Regions from separate parts of the Mus musculus genome. Here all the other regions are linked to region 2. The links are chromatin loops, found by intact Hi-C in ENCODE. Cell type or tissue: gastrocnemius. All regions are shown on one strand.

What was found. Peaks named below come from ENCODE experiments on the same cell type or tissue, not always from the same donor. Only the 100,000 strongest peaks of a DNase experiment are listed, where the experiment ranks them.
Region 1: it touches region 2 in a loop (2.2-fold over the local background); 4 of 42 quality-filtered maps call a loop at or near these places.
Region 3: it touches region 2 in a loop (2.5-fold over the local background); 5 of 42 quality-filtered maps call a loop at or near these places.
Region 4: a loop joins it to region 2, with 4 times the contacts of the local background. A loop is called at or near these places in 2 of 42 quality-filtered maps.

What each region holds. Positions count from the first base shown.
Region 1 is chr11:29,510,587-29,518,586 of GRCm38, reverse strand. Prorsd1 (prolyl-tRNA synthetase domain containing 1) reads left to right here and starts at 3,554. Exons shown (of 2, transcript NM_026465.3): 1 at 3,554-3,670; 2 at 4,911-6,830. The coding sequence starts at 3,587. The coding sequence ends at 5,336. It also overlaps a transcript of Ccdc88a not described here. In gastrocnemius, no CTCF peak of the experiment used is centred here; a DNase peak (open chromatin) is centred at 3,509; H3K4me3 peaks cover 1,834 bases; H3K27ac peaks cover 1,286 bases.
Region 2 is chr11:29,243,893-29,251,892 of GRCm38, reverse strand. It overlaps Cfap36 (cilia and flagella associated protein 36), which reads left to right and starts at 4,621. Exons shown (of 10, transcript NM_025740.3): 1 at 4,621-4,878; 2 at 6,743-6,807; 3 at 7,733-7,834. The coding sequence starts at 4,764. In gastrocnemius, a CTCF peak has its summit at 4,325; DNase peaks (open chromatin) are centred at 4,476 and 5,188; H3K4me3 peaks cover 1,751 bases; H3K27ac peaks cover 1,053 bases.
Region 3 is chr11:29,522,478-29,530,477 of GRCm38, reverse strand. It overlaps Mtif2 (mitochondrial translational initiation factor 2), which reads right to left and starts at 4,081. Exons shown (of 14, transcript NM_133767.3): 1 at 3,635-4,081; 2 at 324-549. The coding sequence starts at 542. In gastrocnemius, no CTCF peak of the experiment used is centred here; a DNase peak (open chromatin) is centred at 4,064; H3K4me3 peaks cover 2,303 bases; H3K27ac peaks cover 1,607 bases.
Region 4 is chr11:29,125,478-29,133,477 of GRCm38, reverse strand. It overlaps Pnpt1 (polyribonucleotide nucleotidyltransferase 1), which reads right to left and starts at 2,734. Exons shown (of 28, transcript NM_027869.2): 1 at 2,560-2,734; 2 at 573-633. The coding sequence starts at 2,720. In gastrocnemius, no CTCF peak of the experiment used is centred here; DNase peaks (open chromatin) are centred at 2,037, 2,752 and 3,327; H3K4me3 peaks cover 1,816 bases; H3K27ac peaks cover 1,184 bases.

The sequences.
Region 1 (8,000 bases), 270 kb before region 2:
AGCTGTCTTCAGACACTCCAGAAAACAGCATCAGATTTGGTTACGGATGGTTGTGAGCCACCATGTGGTTGCTGGGATTTGAACTCAGGGCCTTTGGAAGAGCAGTCATTGCTCTTAACCACTGAGCCATCTCACCAGCCTGAAATTAATTAATTTATTATTTTAATTTTTTATGTTTTTGGTTTTTCGAGACAGGGTTTCTCTGTATAGCCCTGGCTGTCCTGGAACTCACTCTGTAGACCAGGCTGGCCTCAAACTCAGAAATCCACCTGCCTCTGCCTCCCGAGTGCTGGGATTAAAGACGTGTGCCACCTCCGCCCGGCGATGAAATTAATTTTATGGTTGGAGGTCACTACAACATGAGGAACTGTATTAAGTGTTGCAGCATTAGGAAGGCTGAGAACCATTGGTCTAATATGAACCAAAAATATGAACAAAATTAGCTCAAAATGGGAGGAGGGGAATAATAATCATGAGAAAACTGTCATGGTATTTGCTAACTAGAAAAATGAACAGCTCAAAGACCATTAAAGCGGTAGGCATGGTGGACACGTATCTTTAGTCCCAGCGCTTGGGGGCTGAATTACACAGATCTCTGGGAGTTCCAGGCCCGTTTGGGCTATAGTGAAACACTGTCTCAAACCAAACCAAAACAAAATGCCGTCCTCAAACCAAACCAAAATGTTAAGCCTTTGTTAATTTTTTCAAACACACCCACACACACCCAGAAAATCCATATTAAACAATATGCATTTGACCAAAAGTTGTCTCCTAAAAATCCTGTCAAGAATGTAATTAAAGTTTGGGTAAGCAAGATGGCTCAGTGGGTAAAGGCACTTGCAGTCAAGCCTTGTGCTCTGAGCTTGATTCTGGAACCTCATCAGTTAAAAGGAAGAACAGATTCCCACAAGTTGCCTTCACACACATACAGAGAGAAGTGTTGGTGGGCACTAGGTTAATTTACTCATTGCTGATAAATTTAGAGTAGTTATTTTCATAAACTATTTAGAATATGAAGATTGGTATTCCAATATGGAAGTGGCTAAAAATTGTGATTGAGGGTGGGGAACTCAGTTGGTAAAATGCTTGAGACTACTGGTTCCATTCTCTGCAACCAATAAACAAATGATTATTATCCAGCTACATAAAATATTTATTAAAGTAGGAAATAGGTTAGCAATAGGAAAATGTTCATCAGTTAAAAAAAAACAGGATACAAAATTGTCTCTGTATGAGGCTTCAATTGTTTAATGAACACGTTGACATTCAAAACAATGAAAAAATGAATGCAGAAATAGGGAGGGCTCCTGTGGTCACGATGGTGGCAGTGTTCAAGATGAGCTAGATACCAGTCTGTGGCCCACAAGACCATTCATTGCTGAAACAATAAAAAAGAATAGAAAGAAAATCACAGTGCTGATTCTAGACCACCAACCAGAGTACACATGGAGGGACCCATGGCTCCAGCTGCACATGTAGCAGAGGATGGCCTTGTTGGGCATCAATGGGAGAGGCCCTTGGTCCTGTGAAGGCTCGATGCCCTAGTATAGGGGAATGCCAGGGTGGGGAGGTGGGAGTGGGTGGGGCAACACCCTTATAGAAGCAGGGGGTGGGGGATAGGATAGGAGGTGGGTGGGGGAACCGGGAAAGGGGATAACATTTGAAATGTAAATAAAGAAAATATCCAAAAAAAAAAAAAAAAAGAGTTTAAAATAAAAGAGATTTTAAAGGGGCTGGAGAGATGGCTCTATGTTTAAGAGCACTGTTTGATCTTCCAGAGGACCTGGGTTTGCACCCATATGGTAGTAGTTCATGACCATATTTAATTCCAGTTCTAGGGGATCCTACCCTCTTTTGGTCTCCAAAGGTGGTACAAACACACACAGGCAAAAAGATTAAACAACAACAACAACAACAAAAAGGTTAAGGGGGCTGGAGAGATGGCTCAGTGGTTAAGAGCACTGGATTTTCTTCTAGAGGACCTGGGTTCAATTCCCAGCACCCACAGGGCAGTTCACAAGTGTCTGTAACTCCAGTTCCAGAGGATCTGGAACCCTTGCACAGACATGCAGGCAGAAAACCAATGCACATAAAAAAATGTTTGTTTGTTTTCGAGACAGGGTTTCTCTGTGTAGCTCTGGCTGTCCTGGAACTCACTTTGTAGACCAGGCTGGCCTTGAACTCAGAAATCCACCTGCCTCTGCCTCCCAAGTGCTGGGATTAAAGGCATACGCCACCACCGCCGGGCAATAAATCATTTTTAAAAAAAGGTTAAACTAAAAAGTTTTAAAATTTTGAAATCCTGAGTTCAGAGTGAAACTGTAAACACAACTCTGACTTACTCTTTTGTAGTTTCTTCCAATACTGAGTAAATCATAGGCTGGAACAAATCCCTGTTTTCCAGTCTGCCCTCCTTCTTCTACTGCACAGGCAGAGAAAGCTCCTGGCTAATGTGGTGTGTTTATGGTAACTCACCCAAGAGTGTCTGCTTAGGGGCTCAGTTTTTGACCATGTATGGACACTATCCCAGCTCCTAGCTAGCACGGCATCATTCCTTGCCAAAACTCTGTGAAACCCTCTTAAGACCAGATGAGTGACTTCACTGACTTCCACATGTGAGATTGATGAGCCCGCCCAAAAGCTGCCTCCTAGTAAACCTGCCTTTATCTACATGTAATATGTTCTAATCTGGCTCTATTTGTGTCACCGAGGGAGAGAAAAAGCATACCATCTGTGTCTTAAGAGGGGTTCTTTTTCAGATCTTCACTCCCAAATAAATACAATTAATTTATATTAAACATCTCTGAGTGTATCAGTGTTTCATGTTGCATGTGAGCCTTAATTTCAAAGTTTAAGTGAAATACTAATGTGGAATTTGAACCTTATTCAAAGTAAGTGGTCCCACCATGGTTGCAAATTCCAGGCCATAAGTATCATAACGACCACTGTAATTCGTCGCAGTACTGTTTTCTTCCTTTCTTTTCTTTTTTCTTTTTTTTCGAGACAGGGTTTCTCTGTATAGCCCTTGCTGTCCTGGAACTCACTCTGTAGACCAGGCTGGCCTCGAACTCAGAAATCCGCCTGCCTCTGCCTCCCAAGTGCTGGGTTAAAGGAGTGCGCCACCACACCCGCAGTACCGTTTTCTAATATCATAATATGCGGGAGTGATGGCTGGTCTTCCAGAGGACCGAGTTCGGTTCCTAGCACCTACATGACTCACCATCACTCCAGTTCTAGTAAATTGAACACCTTCTTTCAGCCTCCTCAGGCACTGCTCACACGTGGTGCACAACCATGCAAGCCGGTAACTAACGCCCATAACACATAAAATTTAAAAGAACGGAAAGACGGAAGTCACAAGCTACAGTTGTTGAGGCATGAAGCCACATTGCCGCGGCCGAGCAATGGAACCCGGAGCTTTCCGACCCCGGCACTGGAGGCTCAGGTGGTTGGGGGTGTGGCTAAGCGCTCTCGGCGGCCCAAAGATGGGTCAGGCCACAGAGCCATGCCAGGGCGGAGCAAGCAGCCATCACCACGCCCCCGAAGCCGTGGCACTTCCGGTAAGCCTGCCCACGTAGAGGGGAAAATGGCAGGCTCGGAGCTGCGGGCTGAGTTAGAACAGAGGCTCGGCGCCCTCGCCATTCGCACGGAGGTCGTGGAGCATCCCGAGGTGAGACTGCGGCCCCAGGAAGGCAGAGGGTCTTCGGGCGAGTGTTTATTGGGTCCAAGCAGAGGCTTATAAGTTTATTTAAAACTGCGGCAACCGTGAGGAAACTTGTCCTGGGATGACTGACGTGACTTAAAAGCCGGTTGGATAGCTGATACGTTATGTAGATAACTAAGGAACAAGGCACTACATAAGTGGCAACCCTATAGAATCGCCTAGGCTGTATCTGGTACCAAAGGCACAGCAGGCCATTGAGGTGGCTTGGTTTTTTACTTCTTTGGACAGTCGTTACCACTGCAGCACGGCAAGGATCATTTCCCAAATAATTACAAAAAGTATATAACCCCTGAGTCTGGAGAATTGTTTTCGCGGTTAAGAGCACGTACTTCTCTTGCAGATGACACGAATTTATTTCAGCACTCACACTGAGAGCTGTTTAAAACTACAGTTCCTCTTTTGGCCCGCTCCCGCTTGTGCCACAAACAAAAGTACGTACCTTAATTTTAACATGACCTACACTGGAGATGTACAATTTTTGTGGAAACTATTATGAGGGTTGGTAAGGCTTGCACGACACATTTTATGATAGAAAACACCTGTCTTAATATTTACTATTTCCCATTTTTACAAAGGTCACATTCTGTGTACATTCCCAGCCTCCAAATACTTTAAGGCCCTGGAGTACTGGTACTTGTAACATTAAAAAAATGTTCTTTATGTACTAACCTGGGGTCTTATGTTCTTCATCGATGCCCTTGTAGTGAATGTCTGGGACTCTGGAGATAAATATTAAGGACTGTCATCAAATTTTACGCCAAAGTTCAAAAGTTATAAGCGTCTCAGGCACCTGATGGCTTTGTTAGCCACTGGGATAGAAAACTGGCCCAACAAAAACTGAGGTCTTGAGGTCTGCAACTGTGATGATTAAGGCTCCCCCTGAACCCCAACCAGGATTTTGCTGCACTCTTGAATTCTTGATCTCGGCCTCAGCTCTAAGTACCAGTACTCCAGGTACCAGGCCTTTAAAGTATTTGGAGGCTGAGGTTTTTAGTTCAGAGATATTGTGCCTGCCTAGCAAGCATAGCACTCTGGGTCCTATCCTCAGCACCAAAAGGCCCAACCCCTATCAAAACATTTATAACGAATACCAGTTAAATTCAGAGCATCCACCATGAAAAATATGTACAACCGTGGATATGTATGTGTGCAATTTACAGTGTTTTTTCTTTTGCATATTTTGCAGGTGTTTACAATTGAAGAAATGATGCCTCATATTCAACATCTGAAAGGAGCACATAGTAAGAACTTATTTCTTAAAGACAAAAAGAAGAAAAACTATTGGTTAGTCACAGTTCTTCATGATAGACAAATCAATTTAAATGATCTTGGCAAGCAGTTAGGAGTTGGGAGTGGAAATCTTCGGTTTGCTGATGAAACAGCCATGCTAGAAAAACTGAAAGTTGGTCAAGGCTGTGCCACACCTTTGTCACTCTTCTGCGATGATGGAGATGTTAAATTTGTCTTGGATTCAGCTTTTCTGGAAGGTGGACATGAGAAAGTGTACTTTCACCCAATGACTAATGCTGCAACAATGGGGTTAAGTCCTGAAGACTTTCTCATATTTGTGAAGGCTACAGGACATGATCCCATAATTCTAAACTTTGATTAAAAAATGATTGGGAGGGCTGGAGAGATGGCTCAGCGGTTAAGAGCACTGACTGCACTTGCAGAGATCCTGAGTTCAATTCCCAGCAACCACATGGTGGCTCACAACCATCTGTAACGGATCTGATGCCCTCTTCTGGTGTGTCTGAAGATAGCTACAGTATACTCCTATACAATAAATAAATAAATAAATAAATCTTAAAAAAAAAAAAAGATTGGGAGCCAGGTGTGGTGGCATATGCTATTTGCCTAGCACTTTAGGCAGAGCAGGCTGATCTCTGAGTTCTAGGCCAGCTAACATCTAATAGTCAGCTGCTATGTCAAACAAAAGTCAATTTGGTTAATATTCATAATAAACTCATTCTGACAGCTGTTTTTATTTCTTGTGTCTTTAATTTGGAGACTATTATTTACCTTAAAGATATTTATGTGTATGAGCATTTTGTCTGCATGTAATGGTACAGTCAGGTACCATTACAACTGGCTTATTAAATTCAATGTAGAAAAACTAGAAGTAGAAAATTGTTTCCACTAAAGTATTAAATTTATATCTTAAAACTCGGCTGCAAAATATAGCATCAGAACTGGTTCAGATGACAGAGAGGCAGTTCCCTTTGTCCTCTACCCTAACTTACTATCCTATTTTATGATAAATTTATTCATCTTTGTTATGGTGAGTCCTGGTTGGGAACTTGATTTGATCCAGAACAAAATACTCCCCTGAGCAGATCTGTGAGGACATTTCTAGGCAGGACTAAATGAGGAAGACTCCACAGTGGGCAGAATTTTGACAGCAGCTTGGATGAAGTTCCAGGAAAGAGCTGTGTTGCTTTTGTGCCTTCATTGCTTCTTGCTGGTGAGTCCTACTGCTGCTACTACCATCCTTTATTGACACATGCCCACACAGCCTGAAGACCAGAGGCTCTTCAAGAATCCTCCAGGCACACTGAACCTACTAGGTTCTCAGAATCTCCAACATGTAAAAGAGACATTGTTCCAAATACCCTAGGTTATATTCCTTTAGAAAATGTTAATATAATTTCCTTTCAATTATGGCAGCTGAAGTATTAAATCTAGGAACAATTTAGTCAACTCTTTATTCATTGAGGATCTGACATAGGCTAGAATATAGAAATTGCTCTTGCCATTATCTCCATTCCAGTTAACTAGGATATTTCTAAAAGAACTGTATTTTCCTGTTCAAGCTTTGAGAAATACTTTTCATCTAGTAGAGAAACTAATTTGTACCAACTTGTGTTACTGAAAGGCAAAATGAAACTAATGATTGCCTTTGCCCCAGAGGTTCCATGCTTGTTTTACCTGCTCTGCACTCAATCTCTAACATAAACAAGTAGTTCTAAGTTCTTATGAACATAAAACGAAGGACCTGAATCAGAATTTGTAGACCTTGGATATCATGTTGATAGTGAAAACAGGCTCCAGAAGAATGATATGGTAAGATGCCTCGAGTTACTAAGTAAAAATAAAAGACTGAATGAATTTTTTGGGGTTTATTTTTGTTTTGCCTACATGTAGATCTGTAACCTGTGTCCATTGCCCATGGAGGCCAGGAGAAGGCACTAGCTACCCTGGAGCTAGAGGTTACAGACAGTCATGAACTGCAGCATGGACAGTGCTGGAGATGGAACCTGGCTCCTCTGAAAGAGCAGCCAGTGCTGAACCACCGAACCAATACTCCAGCCCCACAAAGACAACAATTTTTGCAGCCTATCACATTCTTAGGAGTTTTAATTCCCGAAGTTCCAGTAACCTGTGGTTAAATGAACCAAAATTATTACATGAGAAATTCCAAAATTCATAAGCTTTAAACGACATGCCTGTTTCAGTAGCAGGAGATGTTATCACTGAATGACTGTCTGGCATATCCATAGCATATATTCTACCTACCTGTTGGTCACTTAGTCCCCGTGGTTACCAAACTTGTGGCAGTGAATGTGGTGTCTCAGCACTGGTGTTCAGACAACCCCTATCGACTAGCTTAATATATTTCCTCTATCACTGCACTCAGTTCATCACCTAGTTATTTTATCTCACATCACAAGAAGAATGCATAGAGCACAAGAAGAAGTACTGAGAAAGGAGCTGGGACTACAGCTAAGTAAAGTGCCAGCGTACCACGCTTAAGGCCCTGAGTAAAATCTCCAGTAGTACCCCCTTCCTACCACCCCCGAAACAACAAACTATTGTTATAGTTCTATTTTATTATTAGCTACCATTGTTATTATCACTGTATCTACTTTATAATTTAAGCTTTCTCTTAGTAAACATACTTAAACTTATTTTAGGATTGACAGAACTGACTCTCTACCCAAACATCTTAATGACCAAAATGATTAGGATAAAGTCTATGAAGCCCCAAAACAGTTCTCCAGGGAAAAAGTAACACTTGGCCAACATACAATTTTAAAATGACTGTAACAATTTGTTAAAAAATTACCTTTTGTTTTTATTTCTTTTTATATCAGTTAGTCCAACATAAATACTTTTAAGGAGAATTAAAGAAAAAGAAAGTGACTATAAAAACCATCTCAAACAATGGTATCTTGTCGTGCATGGACTCCTGTGACAGACATCAGGTGCCACCGAGGAAAGTTGTTTTGTTATTCAACTCTACCTCCCTTATTAGCATTAATTTTAAAGGAAATGT
Region 2 (8,000 bases):
AGAGAAAGTACCCAAGGAGCTAAAGGGATCTGCAACCCTATAGGTGGAACAACATTATGAACTAACCAGTACCCCAGAGCTCTTGACTCTAGCTGCATATGTATCAAAAGATGGCCTAGTCGGCCATCACTGGAGAGAGAGGCCCATTGGTCAGGCAAACTTTATATGCCCCAGTACAGGGGAACGCCAGGGCCAAAAAATGGGAATGGGTGGGTAGGGGAGTGGGGGGTGTGGGGGACTTTTGGGATAGCATTGGAAATGTAATTGAGGAAAATACGGAATAAAAAATATAGAAAAAAAATACCATGTAGCAAATTTCATGTTTGTTACGATTTTTGTTTTGTTTTGTTTTGAGAAATGTTTTCTCTGTGTAGCTCTGGCTGTCCTGGAACTTGCTCTGTAGACTAGGCTGGCCACAAGCTCATGAAGACCTACCTGCCTCTGCCTCCTAGGTGCTGGGATTAAAGGTATGTATCACCACACCTGGTGTTTGTAATGAAAGCTACACTCATAATTTAATTTGGCATGGGGGCTAACTAGTCAAGTGAATGTAATCTAATTTATCTATTCATCTACATATCAATTATCTACACCCCCCCCACTCTCTCTCAAGTCTGCTCAATACCCTAGCATTGTAAATAAAACCAACTATTCTTACAAACACAAAGGTGTTGATTTCAGGCAAAGATTGGTTAAATAATTTGTGGTACACACAAATCACACAGTGAGTAAAATAAAATCTACATGTTAACAGTCATGTGTATATCAACTATGTGTACATTTACAAAATAAAGGTTGGATTATTAGAATACTATTCAGTTTTATATTTTTATATAAAAAAAGCCAAGTGTGGTGGTAGACACTTGTAATCCAAGCACTTAGGAGGTATATGTGTATACAGAGTTCAAGACCAGTTTATACTATATGAGACCCTTCCTTAAAGACAAAACCACAAACAAACAAAAGATATATTAAGAGAAAAAATTCATAACTGTGCATATAGTGGCACCATTTATGTAAGTATGTATTGCTTGCTTCAGGGTACTTTGCAGCTTCAGGTACCTTAACAATGAATGATCTTTGAAGATGGAGACCCATTGCATAATGAACTCTGATCCAAAAGTTGAGTGGAATTATTTGACATAAAATTTGGTTATTGGATGCCTGCCTGACTGTCAGGAGATGGTGATGATGGGAAACAGACCAGATGATTGGTCCACCTTGGCCACTTCTAATCTAGCTGGTCTCTAGATTCACTGTGAATATGCTGGAAGCAATCCTGGAATCCTTCTCTTCTGTGATATTTCCAATTTTATATAACACTAGCATCTCTCCTCTCTGGAAGCCCTAAACACCTCTAAGGTCTGGAAAGGATAGCTCAAACTTAGAACTTCCTTCCTCCAGCCTTTGACTTTAAGTCAGGGTGTGTGGAGACTGCTTGAAAACTACTGCATGTTGGCTGACCCTTCCTGTCAGTGTTCAGTTGGCCATCATAATGCATCTATCATTTTAGAACTTCCAAGGGCTTAATGAACTGCTTGTCTGAGATAAGGGACCAATATTGTTACTATTTCCTTTCTCAGCAAGCCCCATGTCTGCATCCTTGAACTTAGTGGCATCACTAGCAAAGACTGCAGCTGAATAGCAGGTGGAAGCAGAGGCAGGTATGAAGCCATTGCACTAGTGCTCTTCCATTCTGAACAGAAACATTGTCTAAGCTTGCTGTACCTCCTCCTTCAACACCAATGGCTTACACTGAATATCCATGGCATCTCCCAGGCTGGAAATAGAACATTTAACAGGGCCGCACTACTTAGTGTTGAGGTGCCTTTTGAGATGAAGAGTGGGACTACCAGTTCTTGCGTCATATGGACTTTCTGCCAGAAAGTAAGCATAATGTATATGTAGGTGTGTCAGCTGTTTTTGCCGTGATGAAATACTATGGTCAATGCAGCTTATAAAAGGAAGGGTCTGTTTGGTGTACAGTCAGTCCCAGAGGGATAATTGTCTGCCATGCTTCAGAAGCATGGGGTAAGCAGCAGACTTGATAGATGAAGCAGAAACTGAGGGCTCACATCTTGAACTGCAAGCAGAAAACAGTACTGACTTGAAATGGCTCTTTAAACTCTCAAAACCCATCTCTGGTGACATGTTCCCTCCAACAACATCATACATTCTAATCCTCTCAAATTGTGCCAAGAACTAGGGACTAAGTATTCAAACATTTGACTTTATGGAGGACAATCTCACTCATAAGACCACAGTAGGTGACTTTTGGAACCCTTGCACATGGGTCTCAGTGCTCAGTATCTGAAGTATCTGAAGATGAATGGTTTCCCTCGTGAATACTGAGGCTAGGTGGTGACCTTATTACCAACTTATGCTTGGTTGGGATAGATCTCTTTAGACTCCACATCTCCATGACACAGTAAAATTGTAAAGCATTACTGTAAGTGTTTCTGCTTGGATGGAAGGGTGTTCTTGGATTCAGAAGCCCAGGAAACACACAGCTCTGAGGTGGGACAGTGTTCCAGTGGAAGGGTATCATCCTAGTGGATGGAACCTTACAGCTTTTCGAGGAAGCCTCCTCATCAGAGACATTGCAGCTCTCAGAGCAGGGGATCCCCAGGTGAGCTGAGGGGCTCAGGAGCCTCAGCCAGCCCAGCTCCTTTTCTTAGAATCTTCTTTTCATTGCTTCCCTTCTTCTTGGATTCTTCAGACTGGTGAGTCACACCAGGCAGGAAATCTTATGAAAGAGATTTATTGGAAGGTTCAGGATATGGAGTGACAAATCCAGGGATGGCTGCCCTCTACACCCAGGAGCCCTGGACAAAGGGGGCAGTGCTTATATAGGATTTCTGAAGGGCAGAACTTCTCATGGCAGAGATTTCCAGTGTGAGAATTGGTGGAATTTCAAGTCTTGAATATGGGGTGGCTCAGGAATTGGTGGCTCTTTTTTTCACCCCATTTTCCTTTCATCGGGCCCATGGGTTAGGGTGAGAAGTCCTTCCTGGATGTAGCTGGCTTTACCTGAGGCTCCATCTCTGTGGGGCTGTTTGTGTGTGTGTGTGTGTGTGTGTGTGTGTGTGTGTGTGTGTGGTGTGTGTGGTGTGTGTGTGTGTGTGTGTGGGGGGGGCTAGAGAGGAGGTGCTGCCACGGTGGACAGCTTCTGCAGTGGTGCTTCATGAAAGCTGTAGGCTGAGGCATGAAAAGTGTGGCCATTATGAACAGCTCCTGAGGGGCAGCTCCCGATGAGGTGAGAAAAGCAGTGTGCCACTGTGGACCACTCTTACGGCTCTTATGATGGCTGTAGGCTGAGATGTTGTGATACCGCCATTTTGGACAGCTCCTGAGGAGCCATAGGCTGGGCAGCAAGGAGGGGCCTGGAGCCCCTTTGATGACTTTTGTGGCTCAGCAGCTTTTGTGGTCCTCAGAGACTTCAATGATGAGACAGGTGACAAGACAAATCCCCACAGAAATGACCTTTTCGTCCATAAGGAAATTCTTGGACAGAAGACAAGATTAACTAGCTAACATACTAATTGCTGACTTGAGAGCTGGGTCCTCTATCAACAGCTTTAGTATATATTGAAATAGTTCTCAACCTGTGGGCCACGGATCAGAAATCCTGCACACCAGATTTACAACAGTTGTAAAGTTACAATATGGAGTAGCAATGCAATAATTCTATGGTTGGGTGTCACCACAATACGAGAAACTGTATTAAAAGGCTGCAGCATTAGGAAGGTTGAGAACCACTGAAACGTTGAGATCTTCAGGGTCCTCTGCCTCTAATACCCCTTTAGTTCCTCCTGAGCTTTCCATGAACATTTGCTGTATGTAGCTCCTGCCCTCAACCAGACCTGGTACTGTGCTGTCGGCCCAACACACAGTCACCTCTGGTTCTCACTGAGTCCTCCACTTCCACTTTCATGAAACTGAAGTTGTAGAGTCTGCTCCTCCAGCTCCTCACCACTCTCATTATATAGCCTTGGTGGGCCTGGGACTCTCAGGTCTGTCTGCCTGTGGCTATCAGGAGTATTGGGATTAAAGGTGTAGGCCACCACATCTAGTTATAAGATTCTTGGGAGTCCTCTGGCTCTTAAGTAGGAAGAGAGCAACCTTGATACTTTCTAAATACTGTCTATGAAAGCCTAATTAAATGGAGATTAACTGATTTTATACTTGTCCTAATTTTAGTTGTTGTTAACTAAGCTTAGACCCATCCTTAGACAGCAAGCAAACGGCTTGCAGAATCAATCAGTAAACCTCACAGAGCATATTTCTCTCAATTTTGTTTTCAAGGGCCAGGGGGTCTGAAGACCGCTAGGGATGAGGTGGGAGGAGGTCCTCAGGGAAGCCACGCCTTCAGCACGCCATTTTGAGACGGGCCGCGCGCACACGGGAGCGCGAACGCCGTCTCTAAGCGCAGTAGCCAATGCCCGCGCGTCTGCTCTCAGCCTAGCAACTACGGGCCAATGAGTGGAGGGCTATCGTTTGCCCCGTTCTCTTCTAGCCAATAGGAAACGTTCCTAATCCAGCCCCCCCCCTCCAGGAGCTCAGGACTCAGGCCTCACTTCCGGGCTGCTGCGTACGTTGTCATAGCGACCATTTTACGTTAACTGGTTTGTGGTGTCTAACCTGGGGGCCCGGCGATTGCGGGGACCTTGCTGCCCGCATTCTCCGTCGCTTCCTGCGGCCGAAAGGCCAGACAGGGCTGGGGGAATCCGGCCTAGGCGTCCGCGTCGCCGGGTGCGAGCGGGATGGCTGCGGAAGAAGAGGACGAAGTGGAATGGGTGGTGGAGAGCATCGCTGGGTTCCTGCGGGGCCCGGATTGGTCTATCCCCATCTTGGACTTTGTGGAGCAGAAATGCGAAGGTAAGAACCAGACTGTGAACAAGCCAAATATTACTGTCTCTGCCTGCCGGGCCTAGGACAGTTTTGTAGAAGGAATTACGTACATCCCTTCCCGAGTGGCTCGTTTGTTTGCAGACGTGAAATTGCTCACCAAGACTTTTCACCCACTCTGCCCGAGCGCCTGTCCTGAAGACATTAGACTTTAATCCCATGTTCGGCCTGTCACTTCACCCCGTATCTTTCTACCCCGCGCAAGTGGACTGTTTGGGTAACCAGCATCTTCCTCAGTTATTTGGGGAAAACGTCGTTTTTCTTCGAGTTCCTTCTGACCCCTGAGATGTCGCCCTGTGGACTCAGCCTATGAAATGACAAATTCACTCTGGCCATTTTATCTGCAAAGGGGGGCATTCGATTACTCCGGCAGGACCAAAGCAGGCGATGGGGAGGAAGAGCTTTCTAACAAACGAGATATACAAATGTGGCATTCTTTTGAAGGACCAGCATCAGTGCTTTCTGATCGGTTCATATCACGCTCATATCCGAGTTCATAAGACGAATTGGACTCTGTTCATAGAGAAGCAATCACAAACGATGTCCTATCCAACCTTTATCTTGGTTTTTTTTTTTTTTTTTTTTTTGCCTAGGCAATACTTGGAGGGTAGCAATATATATCGTCTGAACTTGTGTCTTAGGTTAGGGGGACAGACTTTTTGTAAAGATCGGTGCAATAGAGCTGGGGTGAGTGAATACTGACTCACAGCTGCAGAGAACACATTTCAGTGAAGGGAATCTTTTATACACTTTTCTAGGATGAGGTGGCCTGCTTGAAAAGTTAATGGGTTCCCAGGCATTTGAAGTATCTGCATACACTCGACAGTGACTGTACTGCAATGCAGCTTGTTTGAGATTCAGCTAACAGAGGGTTCTTATCCTGAATTGTCTTGCAAGACTTCTCTCAAACCCAAAATTCTATGAATCTAGTAAAGAAAGAATGTTGTTTGATCACTGAACCTTTTATTTTATTCTAACTGTTAAAGTTCAAACACGAGTTAAGTGTTTTGGTAGGCAGCTTTTATGAAGGATCAGAAAGCAAAGCAATTGACTTGTGTTCCTGTAGAATTTAGAGTGCTGTTAAAAGGTTGATGAATCATGGGGATAGCCTGGCCTCCTGCAAGAGGGATTATGTCTCCCACTGATTTTCATGTATTTTTGAGACTAAATCCTTAATAGAAATTGTGTGGGGTATGGTATGCCTTCTATCCATCCACAGGTGTCAAGAGTGGCTACATCTCGGTAGTAACAGCTGATTGTGCATTTTTACAGAGAAGCAAAGCTAGGGCTTACAAACACACCACAATGATGTAGTTTTAGAACTGAAAAGAATTAGTATTTGTATTGAATGCATGAGAAGTGTCACAGAGACCAAATGCAATGTAAAAAGAATTGAAGTCAGAACACTTGGAATAACTTTATACCTCACTGATGTGGGGCTGCCAATGTGCTGTTCTCTGCCTCAGAATGCTTAACGATTAGTTTGGACAGCTCTGTGATATTAACCTTTCAGTATTCACTGAGTTATCTTAGAGCAGACACTGGGGATAGATATGCTATCCTTAAAAAGTTTACAGTCTACCATAGAAGGTGCACAAGTAAAGAGTAAAATATAAAGTGTCAAGTGCAGGTACATAAATGTTAAAAATAAAGGCACTGAGAAGATGGCTTAGGGGCAAGAGTGTTGGTAAACTTGATGAGTTGAGTCAACCCACAACCCACATGGTGGAAGGGGAGAGAGAACAGGTGCCTGCAAGGACATTTATAAGATTTCTATATTTGTACTTAATTAAATGATTTGTTCTTTTACACTGTTTTATTATTATAAATCTAGTTTTTGATGATGAAGAAGAAAGCAAATTAACCTACACAGAAATCCATCAAGAATACAAAGAGCTGGTGAGTATTTCCCCCTGATTTTTGTTGTTTGAGATGGGGCTTCATTATGCAGTCATGACTGGCCTGGAACTCACTGTGTAGACCAGGCTGGCCTAGATCACACAGAGATTTATGTGTCTCTACCTCCCCAGTGCTGGGACTAAAGGTGTGTGCCAACACACTGGCTCTTTTCATTGATTTTAAGATTGTGAAAAAATTGCTTTTTTAAATTAAAATTCTTTGAAATTGTTTTTAAGATTTATTTATTTTTGTGTATGGGTGTTTTTTTTTTTGCATGTATGTGCACTATGTATGTACCTGTTCTCACAGTAGTCAAAAGAGGGGCTTGGGTTCCTGGTAACTAAAGTTATGGATGGTTGTGAGCCACCGTGTGAGTGCTGAGAATCGAACCTGGGTCTTCTGGACCTGCACAGGTGCTCTTACTTGCCACACCATCCCTGCAGCCTTCATTATAGGAGTTCTTCCTCCTACAACAGTACTAACAGTTTTCTCAACCTTGTCATTTCCATGAGCATCTTTTTAAATGATTTTCTGTCTCTTCTGTTTTAGACGTAAGTAATGATTTATTGTAGCTATGCGGATGTTTCGCTTTTACATTTTTATTAAGCTGGGGCCTCTAGGCCAGTGCTGTGCTCCCTGATATATAGTTGTCTTGGGAGTTTTAAGAGCCTCTGCATATTTTAAAAAGAAGACAATGGGTAGAGGAGTTGTACCATGTTCACCTTCATAATTCTGGCAGAGGAAATTAAACTTTATGTGATTTTTTTTCAAGAAAAAAAAACCTTCTCCTTGTTAATTTATTGGTGAAAGACATTATTAGTTCTGTGTCTTGTATAATGGTAATTCCAAAGAGCATTCTAAACAGGCAGAATGACAATTAGAATTTTCCTATGTACATTATAAAGGTTAATTCATTTCCTTTTAGGTTGAAAAGCTGTTAGAAAGTTACCTCAAAGAGATTGGAATTAATGAAGATCAGTTTCAAGAAGCGTGCACGTCCCCTCTGGCGAAGACGCGCACATCACAGGTGTCAGCTTTGTGTTACTCTGTTAATATTAAGATGTAACAAGGAGTCACGGCGTTCTTTAAGTAAAATATGTTCGATTGTGGAGATATAAGAAGTGTTAGACACTAAGCAAATTAGACATTGTGTGAGGTGGACACAGTCACCTGACATGTTCACTCGTAACCAC
Region 3 (8,000 bases), 280 kb before region 2:
TTGCCTGCTTCTACCTCCCCAGCGCTGGGACTAAAGGTGTGAGTCTCAACTCCTGGTTGAAGTAAGAACAATTTAGGAAACAAATTAGGTCATTTTGTAATATGTACCACGATTATAGCTATTCCTATCAGCAAACTCTCTTGTAAGTTTTTCAACTAGAAAACAATAACCACAAAACTTCCTGTTCTCACACAGATATGTGTAGATCACAGGCTTACACAGTATTCTGTAAAGGACAAAATACTCAAAGAAGTTTTCTCTACATAGTTCTATAAACTTGGACTTCAGATTAAGGAATGTAGGAGCTATAAATCTGCAACAACCTTCTTTGTTACAAGAAGTCTGTGCTGATGCAAAGCTGAACCAATGAGCATGTCTGTCTGCCAGGACCGGGCACCCAGCAGATCTCTCCACACTGAGGAAGCCGGTGCAAACCCATGTCTACACCATGCTAAGAGTCTTCTTTGACTTGGGCTGTGCACCTGCCTACAAATAGTATGAAATCGTAGCAAGTTTTCCAACTTCAGTAGCTTCTGGTTCATATTTCTCCTAGAAAAAAACAATTTAAAAATAAATTTCTGGTTAATATTTACATCAAATTAATGAATATCAATTGAATATTTACTACATGCAGATAGATCACACAAATAAAGCTGGGTTTTTGTCCTGAAAGAACTCATGGTCTAGTCAGAGACGAGATGTTATACCAAGTGCTATTCTGACAATAGCTATTACTATGCTCTTGTTGTTACTATAAAAAGGCTGATAGGCCACAAGAAACAAGTGGGGCAAGAACTTAACCCACTTGCCAGAGCATTTGCCTTGCATGCACAATACTGCCTGAATATGGCACACATGTAATCCTAGCATACACATGGCAGCAGGAGCATCAGAAGTTCAAGGTCATTTAAACAGTTTGTGGCCTACTTTGGCAACATAAGACACTATCTAAAAACAATAAATGGCTATTTTTTATTATTATTTTTCAGGGGCTTGTGAATCAGAATACTTGTCTAGCAGGCACACAAATCTGGGTTTGATTCCTAGTACGCATGAACATAAACACACACACACACAAACACACACACTCTTATTTTAATGTTCATTTTCAGCCTTTCCTCTATACTTAATATTTGTTTATATGAGTGAAGTTGCACTGCTTTTTAAGATTGATTTTTATTTTGTGTTTATGGGTGTTTGCTTGTACATGTCTGTGTATCATGTGGGTGGAATGCTCCTAAAAGCCAAAAGAAGTATCAGACCCTCGACTGGAGTTACAGACAGCTGCTAGCCACCGTGTGGGTCTCCTGGAAGAGCAGCCAGTACTCTTTATCCCCCTACATTGTGTTTTAAAAAATTTCATTAGAGGATACATTGTTGTTTTATAACACTAAGCATTATTCTTGAATGTTAAAAAGAATGAAAATTATGGAGTATTGCACTGAATTTACCTTAATCATTTTTTAAAATTTATTTACTTGTTTATTTTACATGAGTACTCTTGCTGTCTTCAGACACACCAGAAGAGGGCATCGGATCCCACTACAGATGGTTGTGAGTCACCATGTGGTTGCTAGAAATTGAACTCAGGATCTCTGGAAGAGCAGTCAGTGCTCTTAACCGCTAAGCCATCTCTCCAGTCCTACCTTAATCATATAGGGCAGCTGATGTCAACCTGTGGGTCACAACCCTTTTGGGGGTTGCATAGCAAATATCCTGAATATCAAATATTTATGTTTTACAACTCATAACAGTAGCAAAATTATACTTATGAAATAGCAACAAAATAACTTTATGGTTAGGCACCATCACAACATAAGGAATTGTATTAGAGGGTCACAGCATTAGCAATAAAGCTAAAGCTTCAATGGGACATGCCAATGCATCCTCCTCACATGTATTTATGGTACTGACAGAGGAATAGGCTCAACAGCTTGCGGTGAGACATGACTTCACTGTGTTGCTACACTGGCCCGGAGCTCATGATGCCTTTGCTTCCACCTCCTAGGTTCTGCCATGAGACCCATGTCACCAGGCCTTCCCAGCAGTGTTTTTGGTTTCTTTCTTTCTTTCTTTCTTTCTTTCTTTCTTTCTTTCAGACAGGGTTTCTCTGTGTAGTTCTATCAGTTCTAGAACCAAGCAGGCCTCAAACTCAGAGATTTGCCTGCTTCTGCCTTCTGAATGCTGGCATTATAAGTGTGCCACTACCACCTAGCTGATTTGTTTTTAAAGGAAATAAACGACAGCCAAGTATGGTATAGGTGACTGTAATCCTACCATCTGGGAAGTGGAGGAATGAAGGTCAGAAGTACAAGGCCAACTTTGGTTACATAGTAAGTTTGGGGCCAACCTAAGCTTCATGGACCTTGTTTCAAAAACAAACAAACAAACAAATAAAAAAATGAAAATACACCACACAGTCTAGGAGAAGGCTCAGCAGGAAAAAGTGTTTTTAAGCTTGACAACCTGGGTTCAATCTCCAGAATCCATGAGAAGATGGAAGGAAAGGTTCAACTCCCCAAAACTGTTCTCAAACCTCTCCCTGTAGCCCATGCCTTGTACATGATTTGCCCATATATACACATAACACACACCATACAGACACAGAAAAAAATACCAATAAAAGGAAAAAAATCTAGAGCTGAAAGTGACACAGTAAAGTAGTAGAGAAAGGACCTGATGCAGTAACAAAAGGCCTTGACTTGACACCTCTTACAGACCAGTCACTCTTGTCCTATGAGTCTCATTTTCCTGAGTTCTGAAAAAAGAAAGAAGTGTTTCTTTGTAGCCTTTCTATAACAAGGTTACAAAGAAAAAAATGAGATGATAAATGTATTGTTTCTCACTGATGACTTACTTTCTCTGAAGATTCACAACATGAATGTTACAAACATTCACAAGCCACCATCTCCCTCATTTATAGATAATTCTGAGGCTTTGTGGGTGTTTAATAGTTAGTATTTTACCTTAAAAGACTCATTCAAGAAGGAAAGGATCAAAAGAAATTCTGACTTCATTCCAAGTAAATGAACTAAGATTTAGAAATTCAAGCCAGGCCTGCTGGCACAGGCAACTCTAGGCAAAGGCTGGAGGATGCCAAGTTCAAAGCCAGTCTTCAGTCTTAGCTACATAGGGAGCTCAAGGCCAGGCTAGGTATATCAGGGAAACCACCTTTCAAAAGAAAATGCAAAAGATAAGAGAAGAAAGAGGAGGAGGAGGAAGGAGATGGAGTGAAGGGGCAGGGAGACAGAGAAGAAAGAGAGAATGCATTGCTTTAATCATGCAAGGGAGTAAAAGGAAGTGCTCAGAAAGCATAGGATTCCTTAAACCTTTTTTTTTTTTTTTTTTTTTTTTTTTAAGACAGGGTCTCACTATGTAGCCTTGGCTGTCCTGGAACTCACTATGTAGACCAAGAGGGACTCGAACTTATAGATCCACCTGCCTCTGCCTCCCAAGCGCTGGGATTAAAGATGTGCACTACTATGCCCATCTTACTTAAATCATTTTTAAATGAGCTGTGAAGCAGATTTGACAAGGGCACAGAACAATGAAACGAGACTCTATGAGACAAACCAACACAGAGATATATAATCGAGAAATCAGACACATCAGAATAATAACCCAAATCTCAAACCTGGGAAGAAATCTTGGTTGTTAAATATCCCAACGCCTCTCACTTTACAGAGGACAGTGGACTCAAGAAGGGGTCATTACTACTTCCATAAGGTTAGCGGCAACCGAGAACTCAGGCTGACAATTCCCATAGCGGAGAGGGCGTGCGAATGCTGCAAAAGCGTAGCTGCATTAACGGAAATGTCTGAATAGACCAGTAAGAGGATTTGGAAAGGAAAAAAAAAATCGTTGTGAAAAATCAAACACCGCCGCTGCCACGCGGGCCTCTGGGGAGCGCACCTGAGCGCTCGTGGACTCCGAAGCCGCGGCAAGTGACACTGGCACTCGCGACCACCCTAGCGCAGAGACCCCACTCACTCAACTCCCAGGCGAGGTCGCCCTCCGGACCCAGGAGAATTGTGGGTCATTCAGTCCGTCCCTTCCGTGAGGTCCCCGTCGTGCTTCCGGTACCGCCGGAAGCAGCTTCCCCATGGAATTCTGGGTTGTCTGTGGCTGGTGGAGGCCGGCTATGGCTGGTCCTGTAACCTGCAGCTTCGGCTGCTGGCCTGCAGTGGGGACCGGGTGCTCTGCAGTTCCCTCCCTTCTCCAGGAAGAACACGTACTTCAAACTTGCGTGTATCTAGCTGGAAGGAAGCGGCGCAAGGTGGCCCTAGAAAGCTCTAACGGGGTGGGCAGGGTAGGTAGTGGAGCTAGGGTTCTCCGGCTGCTGGCCCAGCCCGTTCACAGTGTGAACTTAGAGGTGTGTTGTCAACTCTGTGCCTCGACTTTATCTGTTGTATGGAATCACGGTACGGACTTCATAAGATCGTGGGAAGGTTTCAGTGACTTGTTGAGAGTACGAGTCAAGTAAACGTTTTTCGTTATGATTTTGGTTGTTTTTCTTCACTTTGGAGTTTTTCCGGTCTCCTCTTTGGCCACAGCCATCATCATCTCTTGAGGGTAACTCGTTTACACCTAGCACTACCACAGATTAAGGGAATAGCATAGAAAAGTTTCTTATCCCAAAGCACGCTTTACCATTATCTCTCATTGTCTACCCTAAACTCAGGTCCCTCAGTCCACTCATTTTCTTTAAAAAATTTTTGTCTTTTTTATTTGTATACACACACTGAATTCAGGAACTCAGGCTTGAAATAAGCTCCTTTATTCACGTAGCCATCTCATTACCCTTACCCCTTTCCATCACAAAGATTCAGTCAGTATTAATGACTATAGAGACTCCTGAAAACCTTTTTTATCTGAATCTCCATTAAGCCCACACTTGAAAATGACCCAAGTTCATAAACATGTATTGAAGTTCACTTTCTGTAAGCAGTTCTTTGCTCTCACTTGCTTTGGCAAGCATTGAGAAACCAGCTAAAATAATGTGTGGCCTACTAAAATTTACATCCAACCACCTGTTCATTTGCTTGCACCTGGACATTCCCTTTACCTCTACAACCTCAACCACATGGCCTTTTTTGCAGTTCAAACTCTGTCATCATCATTCCATCCGACCTCCGGCCTGGGTGCATTGTCTTTTCCTCAGACACTTTTTCTGTTAGTTTTCAGCTTCTGCTTCTCAGGCCTCTTTGAAAGTCCTTAACTCGGCTTTAACCCTTTCAACGTCTGTAGCCATTCTGTAGCCTGTAGTGTAGTTCTAATAGAATCACTGTATCTCTGGGCAAACATCAGAAGGAATAGTTGTTTTCTAGAAGTACTTGGACCTTGAAGAAATCATTGTAGAAAACTGTTTGGGTTCAGGAATCGCCACACAAACCATAGGAATAATAAGCAGGAATAGTTTATTGAATGCACATCCTAATACTGGTCAGACCAGAGACAGCTCAGAATTATCTCAACTATGACAATGGATATCCTTTCCTATTAACTTATAAAGGAAAAAAACCACAACGAGTTCATACACAGGTGCAGGAAATGCTGACTACTGGGCAACTCAGACTCAAGATATTTTAGACATAACAGTTCATATTGACCTTTAACCTCATGGATCCTACATGAAATTTTGTGGAATTTCTTAAGATTAATAAACCTCAGAACATAACCTAACAGATGCAGTCAGCATGATCCTGTTCTGAGTCAAATTATTTTTCTATGTCAATAACTGGCAGGCATATTACAGCCTCAATATAAAATAGTTTGTGAGCATGGAACAAAATGACTACAGCTATGCTGGGAGTGGTTGGGGGAAGTCAGACCATAACAAAAACAATGATTGTTTTATCTGTGGAGTTGTTTTTCTGCCTTTGAATGACTTTGGTTACAAGCTAGTCCTGGCAAACCTGGAGCCAATTTATTGGGTACTGGTAACAGTGTATAATAAGGACTACATTTGCAGGAGGGATGATGTTTTCCTTCAGAAAACATATAGATTAGATAAGGGGTGTTAAAACAAAATCCTAATCGTTCACTTTTACCAAATGAAGACTCAGAATCCAGATGCTGGGGTAAAAGCCTATATTAGCTCAGAAAGGCAGAGAAAGAACTCAGAAGGCCTTCTTCCTCAACTGACATCTCAGAAGGAAAAAGCCAGTTCTTCTCCACACTGTCTTAAACACCCTTCTAACTGAATGTCCCCTCTTTCTACTTCTTCTTTTTTAATTAATTTATTTATTTTTGTTTTTTCTGAGTCAGGGTTTCTCTGTGTAGCTGGCTCTCCTGGAACTCACTCTGTAGACCAGGCTGGCCTTGAACTCAGAAATCTGCCTGCCTCTGCTTCCCAAGTGCTGGGATTAAAGGCATGCGCCACCACTGTCCGGCTCAGTAATTACTTTCAAAGAATGTATAAAGTATACTTTTGTAAGAAAGTATGTATTGAGCCAGACATGGTGGTAAACACCTTTAATCCCAGCACTTGGGCATGCAGATCTGCGTGCATCTAGGACTACATATTAAGACCTTGTCTCAAAACACCCATAGAAGGAGTTACAGAGACAAAATTTGGAGCTGTGACAAAAGGATGGATCATCTAGTGATTGCCATATGCAGGGATCCATCCCATAATCAGCTTCCAAATGCTGACACCATTGCATACACTAGCAAGATTTTGCTGAAAGGACCCAGATATAGCTGTCTCTTGTGAGGCTATGCCGGGGCCTAGCAAACACAGAAGTGGATGATCACAGTCAGCTATTGGATGGGTCACACGCCCCCCAATGGAGGAGCTAGAGAAATTACCCAAGGAGCTAAAGGGATCTGCAACCCTATAGGTGGAACAACAATATGAACTAACCAGTACCCGGGAGCTCTTGTCTTTAGCGGCATATTTATCAAAAGATGGCCTAGTCGGCCTTCACTGCAAAGAGAGGCCCATTGGACTTGCAAACTTTATATGCCCCAGTACAGGGGAACGCCAGGGCCAAAAAGGGGGAGTGGGTGGGTAGGGGATTGGGGGTGTGTGTATGGGGGACCTTTGGGATAGCATTGAAAATGTAAACGAGGAAAATACCTAATAAAAAAATAAAAAAAAAGACCTTGTCTCAAAAGAACAAAAACAAAAATAAACAAAACAAAGTATCAGTTTCTTACCCTGTGTCTCTGCAATACTGGTCTGCCACTCAAGATACTGCCGGCCTCTTTCTACTTCTTCTTCTTCTTCTTTTTTTTTTTTTTCTTAAAGAATTATTTAGCTTATGTATGTGAGTACACTGTAGCTGCCTTCACACACACCAGAAGAAGGCATCAGATCCCATTACAGATGGTTGTGAGCCACCATGTGGTTGCTGGGAATTGAACTCAGGACCTATGGAAGAGCAGTCAGTGCTCTTAACCACTGAGCCATCTCTCCAACCCACTCTTACTACTTCTTGTAGGTCTCTCTATCCATCCTCTATCCTCCTGATTTACTCTGACTCTCTTATGTTTTTTTTTTCTTCCTATGTTCATTCCTGCCAAGATTCAGTTGCTTGTGCTGCCTCTTGACCTAATGTTGACTTCATTTAATCTTGCTTACAATAAAAAGAAAACTCTTGAGTTAAAGGTGTGTGTTATGACTGAGCCACACCACAACCAGAAACAGGTTTTTGCAGTATACACTCTTGGGGATCATAGTGTGATCAGATAACCTGCAACACATGGGCTTTGGTATAAAAACTTGTCTTACTGCTAAACCAACTTTGTTCAACAGATAATAAACATGCCTTTGCCCAGCTGTTCAAGATTCAGTCAACAGCACAGAGGATGGATCTCCTTGCTGCCAGCAAGGCCTTAACTCATCCTTGAGTGATCCTCTTTCTTTGATTGTCCCAATCAAACTGTACACAGAACAGCAGACAGTAACCTATGTATATATACATACAGATGTATTTACTAGGCAATGTATAATATGTGATCTGAGAATTAATGTTTGTAGTTAAGATCATAAAAGG
Region 4 (8,000 bases), 120 kb after region 2:
TGATGTTTTCACATGAAGAAATGGCTAACAGCTTAGTCACATCAATGGACTGAATCATATTTTTTACTCTTTAAGAAGAAATTTAGACTATAAAGAAAAATTTCCAAGGATTACAATGAAAAAAAATAGCGAGAATGCTTTTTCTAGAAAGGCATAATGAATTTTATTAACAGACTCCAATACTGCCCACAGTTTAGAAGAGAACTTAAGGGTATTTAATATACACAACACTGACTTTGATGGCTTAGTGTGGTTCTGACACTAGAAATACCCTTAGTAGGGGTTGAGGAGATGGCTCAGAGGTTAAGAGCACTGACTGCTCTTCCAGAGGTCCTGAGTTCAAATCCCAGCAACCACATGGTGGCTTACAACCATCTGTAATGGGATCTGATGCCCTCTTCTGATGTGTCTGAAGAGAGTGACAGTGTACTTGCATACATAAATGAATAAATCTTTAAAAAAAAAAAAAGACCCTTAGTAGTGTCTGAACTAGTTCCCAATACCACAATGATTACTTATGATGCTACAAAGATACCCAGCCACTATGATTAAAGCAAAAACTGGTTTCCTACCTGTATCACAGCACAGCCATCAGCAAATCTTGCCAGTTTCCCAGAGGATATTTCTAATTTTCTGTTTAAAAGGAAAAATGTAATACAAGATACCAGTACAAGTCTTTGCTAAGTAAAAATAATTGGAGAATCGAGGGGAAAAAAAGAATGAAATGCTCCCAATTGTCAGAGAAAAAAAGAGTAAGTAGGAGTTGTGACCATCAAAAGCACAAGAGATTTAAGCGCAGCTTAAAGACAATGAGAACCAAGGCAAAAGATGCATCTGGAGAAGGAAGTATGGTAGGGAGAAAACGGAATTCCTAACTATTAACTCCCATCTTATGACTCAGCTCAGTCTCTTATCGTCCCTTGCTTTGTTGGCTGTATTAACCCAACACACAAACTGTTCTCTTCCCTATTAAAATAATTTTAAAATTTCTCTATTACTTTATGGAAAAAAATACAAACTTTTGAATATTGACTACAAAGACTTTCATGTTCTGATATATAACAGTGTTTTGTACGCTAAGTTAAAAATAATAAAGACTATCTTCTGATAAATAACATTTTGAATGCTTAAAAACTTAACAAAGATGTTGAGATGGTCACATACTTCATATAAAAATAAAAACTCAAAATAGACTCATATGTCCATCCATCTTGACCCAGTTCTGACCCTCAATCTTTAGCTGAGCTCTACCCTCTGGCTTGGCCCTATGGGCCTCCAGCTGCTCTCCAAATGGGACTACCAGCTGTAGTCTCTCAGTATGTGTCTTAGCTCTTTGCCTCTAGTCTAATAAGTCTTTCAAATCTTTGAACTATGCAGCATCTTTAATATGCACAGAAATATATAGAAATACACAAATATTATTAGTGTACAAAGTATAATGTGCAATCAGAGAGTTGGTATTAGTTAGCAATTGATGGTGGAATAAAAGCATGTTTGTCAACAACCAGATTATATCAAAGGAAATTTGAACGACCTGACAAATTGCGATATCAGAACTGAAACAGTATGTTATTCAATGAATTCTAATAATGCAGAAAGTCAGAAAGATTTTGGGGGGTAGGGAGTACATGTAATTTTGATTGTTCCAAGAAAGCTATTAAGTTTATGGTGTTTACATGTAATTTTGATTGTTCCAAGAAAGCTATTAAGTTTATGGTGTTTTGTTGTTGTTGTTTACTTTGTCTCATAACAATTTACTTTTCAATATTATATTGTATAAAATACCTCCAAATACATAGTGGACCCATAGCATAGCTAGCCTCTGGGGTTTGGAAGTAGGCATTTGGGAATAAATGGAAGAGTTCTGAAGTTTCTATATGCCAAACCATGTGAGTGAATGCCTACCTAAATACTCTATGAACATAAACAAGAAGATTGATAGAATGAACAAGCAGAACACAGTGATGGGAAGAGTAATCGGATGCCAAGGGAGGACACGGGGCAGCGGCCTGCCACAAAAAGTAGAGCTTTAGGGAAAAGCTTTAAAAAAACCTATTATTTAAAATATCCACATATACACCCCCGCCGTGTGTCTTGTTAACTGAGAAATTTGCCTTTTTGACCTTTTGTTGGATGGTAACTGTACTTTCACTACAGGTTTAACAGGACTATGTGCATCTTATAACTGGCATTCATCTCCGGCTCACACCGGCCATCAGTGGACCTGGGGCACGGAACGATAACGCATTACCTAGGGTTTCCTACTTCAGAGCTCGAGGTCTCGGAAAATAGAGAAAGGATGTCTGGGGCACAGGCAATAGGACTCAGGAAGTTCACCGCAGGGCTAGGAGGAAGATGAAGAGGCAAAAGGCAGCGGCCAGCTTGGGAAAGGGAGACAGACTTTAAATCCGGAAAAAGGAAATCTCGACCTTAGGTTTGGAGTAGAGAACTTAAGAGACTTAGGCTGCTTGATTCCTACCCTGGGGGGGATTTGACTTCTGGGGCTGAATGGACAAGACAGACGCCGCGTGAAAACCGCGAACTCACACCGTTTCTCACCTGTGTCCCAGGTCTACAGTCACCGCTCTGGATCCGGTGCTGCTCCACAACGCTCGCATCTGCAAATAGCTGAGTGCCCGATTCCGCCCGGGCCGGCCGAGGGGGCCGCAGCCCAGCGGTCGGAGGCACGGGCACAAGCAGCACAGCCTGCAGGCCGCCATGACACCCAGAGCGTGGAAGGCCTGGGCAGCGCCTCATTGGCCAGCACTCCTGTGGGCGGAGTCGGACGCAGTTTCGTTTCCGTGGAGCCTGCAAACTGCCGGGAAAGCAATCCTTGCAGGCTTTCTGTAATTGCCAGAGTCAAACCACCAGAATGCGTTTCTTTCAGTCAGCTTTTATTCCCCCACCCTTATCGGTGAAAAATAAGTACTACCTTAAAAAAAATGTATAGATTTAAAGAAAGCCCTTTAATACTTCCCGCGCCGTGTGTGTGTGTGTGTGTGTGTGTGTGTGTGTGTGTGTGTGTGCGCGCGCGCGCTAGTGTTATCACGGTTTGAAAGAAAGTCTTAGAACAATGTGTTTAATAAATGTAACAGTAAATAAATACTGAACAACTCACGATTATTTGGTTCTTACCTAAAGATCTAGGTTTGTGTCTATGGAAGGCCACCTGTAATTCCAACGTTCAGAGGCTGAGAATGAATCCATGAATCATCCTGGCTTGTTAGACTTGCCTGAGGGCTCCAGGTTCAGCAAGGGACCCTACCTCAAAAAATAAGTAGAGCGCTATCAAGCAAGACACCGTACTTTAACCTCTGGCTTCCACACATTCTTAACGTACACACACACACACACACACACACACACATATATATATATATATATATATATATACACACACGCGCACGCGCACACAGGCACACACGCCCAGTCACCTGCACACACTGGTGTATCCACACACATGCAAACTCGCACACACTTAGACACAAACATAACAAAGCAAAGCAAAACAAAACAAAACAAAAAACAAGAAAAAACTTTTTTTTTTGAGAACCCCTTGAATAATTTACCATTCATTCAGTTGTAAGTTTTGGAGAGGTATATTAAAATGGGAAGGAGTCTATGTTTCCTAATGTCACTCTAAAATAATTAGAATAGTAGTAATTTTGAGTCATAAATCAAAAGGAAATAAAAGCATTGATGTTATTCGACGCGTTCTCACGACCGGCCAGGAAGAACACCACAGACCAGAATCTTCTGCGGCAAAGCTTTATTCTTACATCTTCAGGAAAAGAGAGCAAGAAGCAAGAGAGAGAGAAAACGAAAACCCCGTCCCTCTTAAGGAGCATTCTCCTTCGCCTCGGACGTGTCACTCCTTGATTGGCTGCAGCCCATCGGCCGAGTTGACGTCACGGGGAAGGCAGAGCACAAGTAGTCATAAGATACCCTTGGCACATGCGCAGATTATTTGTTTACCACTTAGAACACAGGATGTCAGCGCCATCTTGTAACGGCGAATGTGGGGGCGGCTCCCAACATCTCCCCCTTTTTCTTTTAATAAGAGCAAATAGGCCACCCATATTAATGAGAGTGGAGATAGAGGTCAAATCCCCAGTGTGTAGGTAAAGGAGCCATGTACAGGATTAGCTCTTAGGCTTACAGGCTTTTACCCAGAGCAACCCTGACCTGCTCCCGTGTCGTTTTGCCTGGGGGAAGGGAACTAGGACACTGAACCTTCATGAAAGATGACATGTCTCCCTAGAATAGGCTCATATATGCCGCAGAGCCTTTCCATTGCAGTGCTTAGCCTTGCAACTCTCTCGGGCTGCTGAAGCACACTCACTCTATCCCGTGCAATGAGTCTAGCCTCATGGGATATAAGAGCTGAGTGGCCAGCGACCTATTGCCTAAGCATAGATAACCATATATCAGGGGGAGCTCCATGTTCTAGTCCTGCAAGCGCCTGGGCAATAACCACCTTGTCTCTCCTAGTTTAGGCCTTAAGCTTACAGACCAATCAAAGAAGCAACACTAATCCACAGCAAAGTGTATCTCCAAATAATATTAATCCCACCCATTTTTTAAAGAAAGAAAATGCTGAGGAGATCCAATTGGGTAATCCTTTGGTCAGGGACAGGTCCAAGCGCGTGGAGTTGACCTGAATGATGGCAAGCCTCGAAGGGTCTGTTCAAATTCAGCCATCCAATTCTGTAACATATACTGAAAAAGACTTTTTGACAAATTAGCTGCCCTAGTAAATTTAACATACTGAATGGAAATAACACACAATCCCGGAAACTTTTGTTCACATCCCTGCTGAGTTATTTGTCATAATACATCTAGTTGTATCTGGACAAGATCTATGAGTTGATTAACCAGCATGAGACCTCCCTGTATCTTGACATTAGCTGAGGCCTGTTCATCTATGACTGTAGTCACTGAGGCTGACAAAGTGTTAATGGTGTCAGTCATCTGGACCTGTCCAGACAGAGCCAAGGCTGTCTGAATTAAGGCCAAACCCAGTTCCCAGTTAGTGGTAAAAAAGCAGGAGAATACTTGAGCATTATACATCACCGTCATTGGGAGTGGAAATGTCGACATTATCCCCCAACGCTGCTCTCTCTTTATTATTGACGCCCTGGACATCACCAAGACGAGGGACATTAGTATTTCCTTGGTCAGTCTGGATTTTTCGGGTGAGTCTTTCTGGTATCCAAAATGGGTTGTTTTCATTCTGTGGGAAAACACAGATAGCTCCCCTGGATCTTATCAAGATAGGATCCGGGCCATACCATTTATTATCAAGGACATTTTTCCATTTAACCATCTCATTGGGCCTATCTGGCTCTGAACAATGACGTTCAGCCGCAGTATGGCCATGAACATCAATATTTAAAAAATTGAGTGTAAAGAGTGCCAAAGACACCGACACTCTTGGTGCTCGGGGTACAGTCTCCTCAAAAGTTCCCCTCTTCTGTTTTATAAGATAGGCTTTGAGGGTGCGATGCGCACGCTCAACAATACCCTGTCCTTGAGGGTTGTATGGAAGTCCAGTCAGGTGGGTTACGTCCATCTGACGGCAGAACTGCTGGAATTTTTGAGACGTATAAGCTGGTCCATTATCAGTCTTAAGGAGTCTGGGTTTCCCCCAAGCACTCCATGCCTCAAGACAATGTTGAATCACATGTGAGGCTTTTTCTCCAGTTAACGGAGAAGCAAACATGATGCCAGAACATGTGTCAATGGACACATGGAGATATTGAAGTTTTCCAAAGGAAGAAACATGTGTAACATCCATTTGCCAGACCTGTAGAGGTCGAATACCGCGTGGGTTAATTCCCACATGAGGAACTGGCAAGAACTCACAGCAGCTTTGACATTGAGTAACAATGTCACGGGCTTCTTTTCTTGTCAAGGAGAAACGACTGCGTAATGTTTCAGCCGTCACATGAAAATTGTTATGAAAATTTCTTGCAGCCTCTACCGGGGATGATAGGGCAGCAGCCACCACTTTAGTGGCCTTATCTGCCAAATCATTTCCCAGAGCCATGGGGCCAGGTAGGCCTGAATGGGCTCTAACATGAGTAATATAAACAGGAGATCTTCTAGATAACAAAACTAATTGTATCTGCTGAAAAATATTGGCAACTCTACTGGAAGGCTTAATCACTCCAGCCACTTCTAAAAGATTTACTGCATTAACCACATAATAGGAATCTGACACAATATTAAGGGGTTTTAAAAAGGTTTTTAAAACTTCTAAGACCACTAAACATTCTACCACTTGAGGTGAATTTTCATTATATTGTTTGGATACCACTTTACCATTAGCCACATAGGCACCTATGCCAGTTTTTGATCCATCAGTATATACCACAATCCCATTTTTAAGTGGGTTTCTTACTGTTATTTGTGGAAACACAACAGATTGATTTTGGGCAAACTGTAAGATTGGATGTTTTGGATAATGGTTATCTATTTTTCCTGAAAAGGAGGTAACTAAAACTGCCCAATCATTAGATGCGGCTGCCAAGGTTTGAACCTGTGCAGCGGTATAAGGTACAATTAAAAGATATGGACTTTGCCCAAAGTGGGTGATTGCTGCTTTTAGGCCTTTAAGGGCAAGCTGTGCAATTGCATCAGGATACCAATCTATTATTTTAGCTGGGGATACGTTTGGATGGATCCACAACAATGGCCCATTTTGCCACAAAACTGCAGTTGGCAATTGTGCTGTCTTAAAGACACACAAACTGAAAGGCTGCGAATCCTCAATACGTTGTAATTGTGCATTCTGTAAGGCTTTTTCCACTTTTTGTAAGGCCTGGTTAGCAGCTAGAGTAAGAGTCCTAGGGGAGGAGATATGAGGATCTCCTTCTAAAATACTAAACAAAGGCCTTAACTCAGCGGAAGGAATCTTTAAAAAAGGTCTGAGCCAATTAATATCTCCCAACAGCTTTTGAAAATCATTTAAGGTATGGAGGTGATCTCTTCTTATCTCTACCTTTTGGGGCACAATCTTATCTGGGGACACCACAGAGCCCAAGAATTGTCCTGTATCAGAAATTTGGACCTTTTCTGTGGCTATCTGTAAACCCCACTGACTTAAAGTTTTAAGTAGAAAAGGATATGCCTTTTGTAGCATGGTAAGGTCTTTATGGCACAGGAGGATGTCATCCATGTAAAGGAGCAAAATTAAAGAGGGGAATTGTTCCCTCACTGGCAAAAGAGCTTTTTGTATATAAAGCTGGCACATTGTAGGACTATTGGACATCCCCTGTGGTAAGACCTTCCATTGATACCTCTTATCAGGTTTAGCAGAATAAGCTCTCTGACCCGTTAACAAGTCAAAAGTCCAATCTCTCTGCTCTGGAGTTAAAGCAGCAGCGTTTGCTCGGGCCTGCGCCTGTGCCGCCTCCTGCCACAGAGCTCGCCATTCCACATATTTGGCCATACTAGGGAGAGCGGCTTTTGCAATCATTTGCCAGTCGGCAGGAGTTAGTGCCATGCTGGCAAGCCTGTCTAACTGCACCAAGGCAAAACCAGCACTGATTCCACATTTACGGACCGACTCGGCAAGTTCCCCAATCTGCACATATTCTACCGGAGCGTGGACACGCCCACCCTCGGCTCCTTCAAAGACTGGAAATGCCTGCTGTATTTTCCCCCGCTCCTCTCGGGGAATGAATGAGTCTGCGCACTGCCTCTCTGCGCACTGCCTCTCTGCGCATTGCTGACGCACTACGGGCTGACGCACTACGCAGGGCGGGGACTCCGCATAGGGCGGGAGTGCACCTGGTAGCCGATTGCCCTGAGGCCAATTAGCAAACTGGCCTTCGCCAGCCGCTTTTGGCTTTTTCCTTAAATGACTAGTTAGCACTTTACTTGGCGGCTGGTATCCTTTTCTTTCATAATGAGCCGCTTTTTTCTCCCAGTCTGTTTCCTCAGAGGAGGATTCTTCACTTGCTTCAGAGTTACTAAGAGCTGGCTTCCTGAGCTCA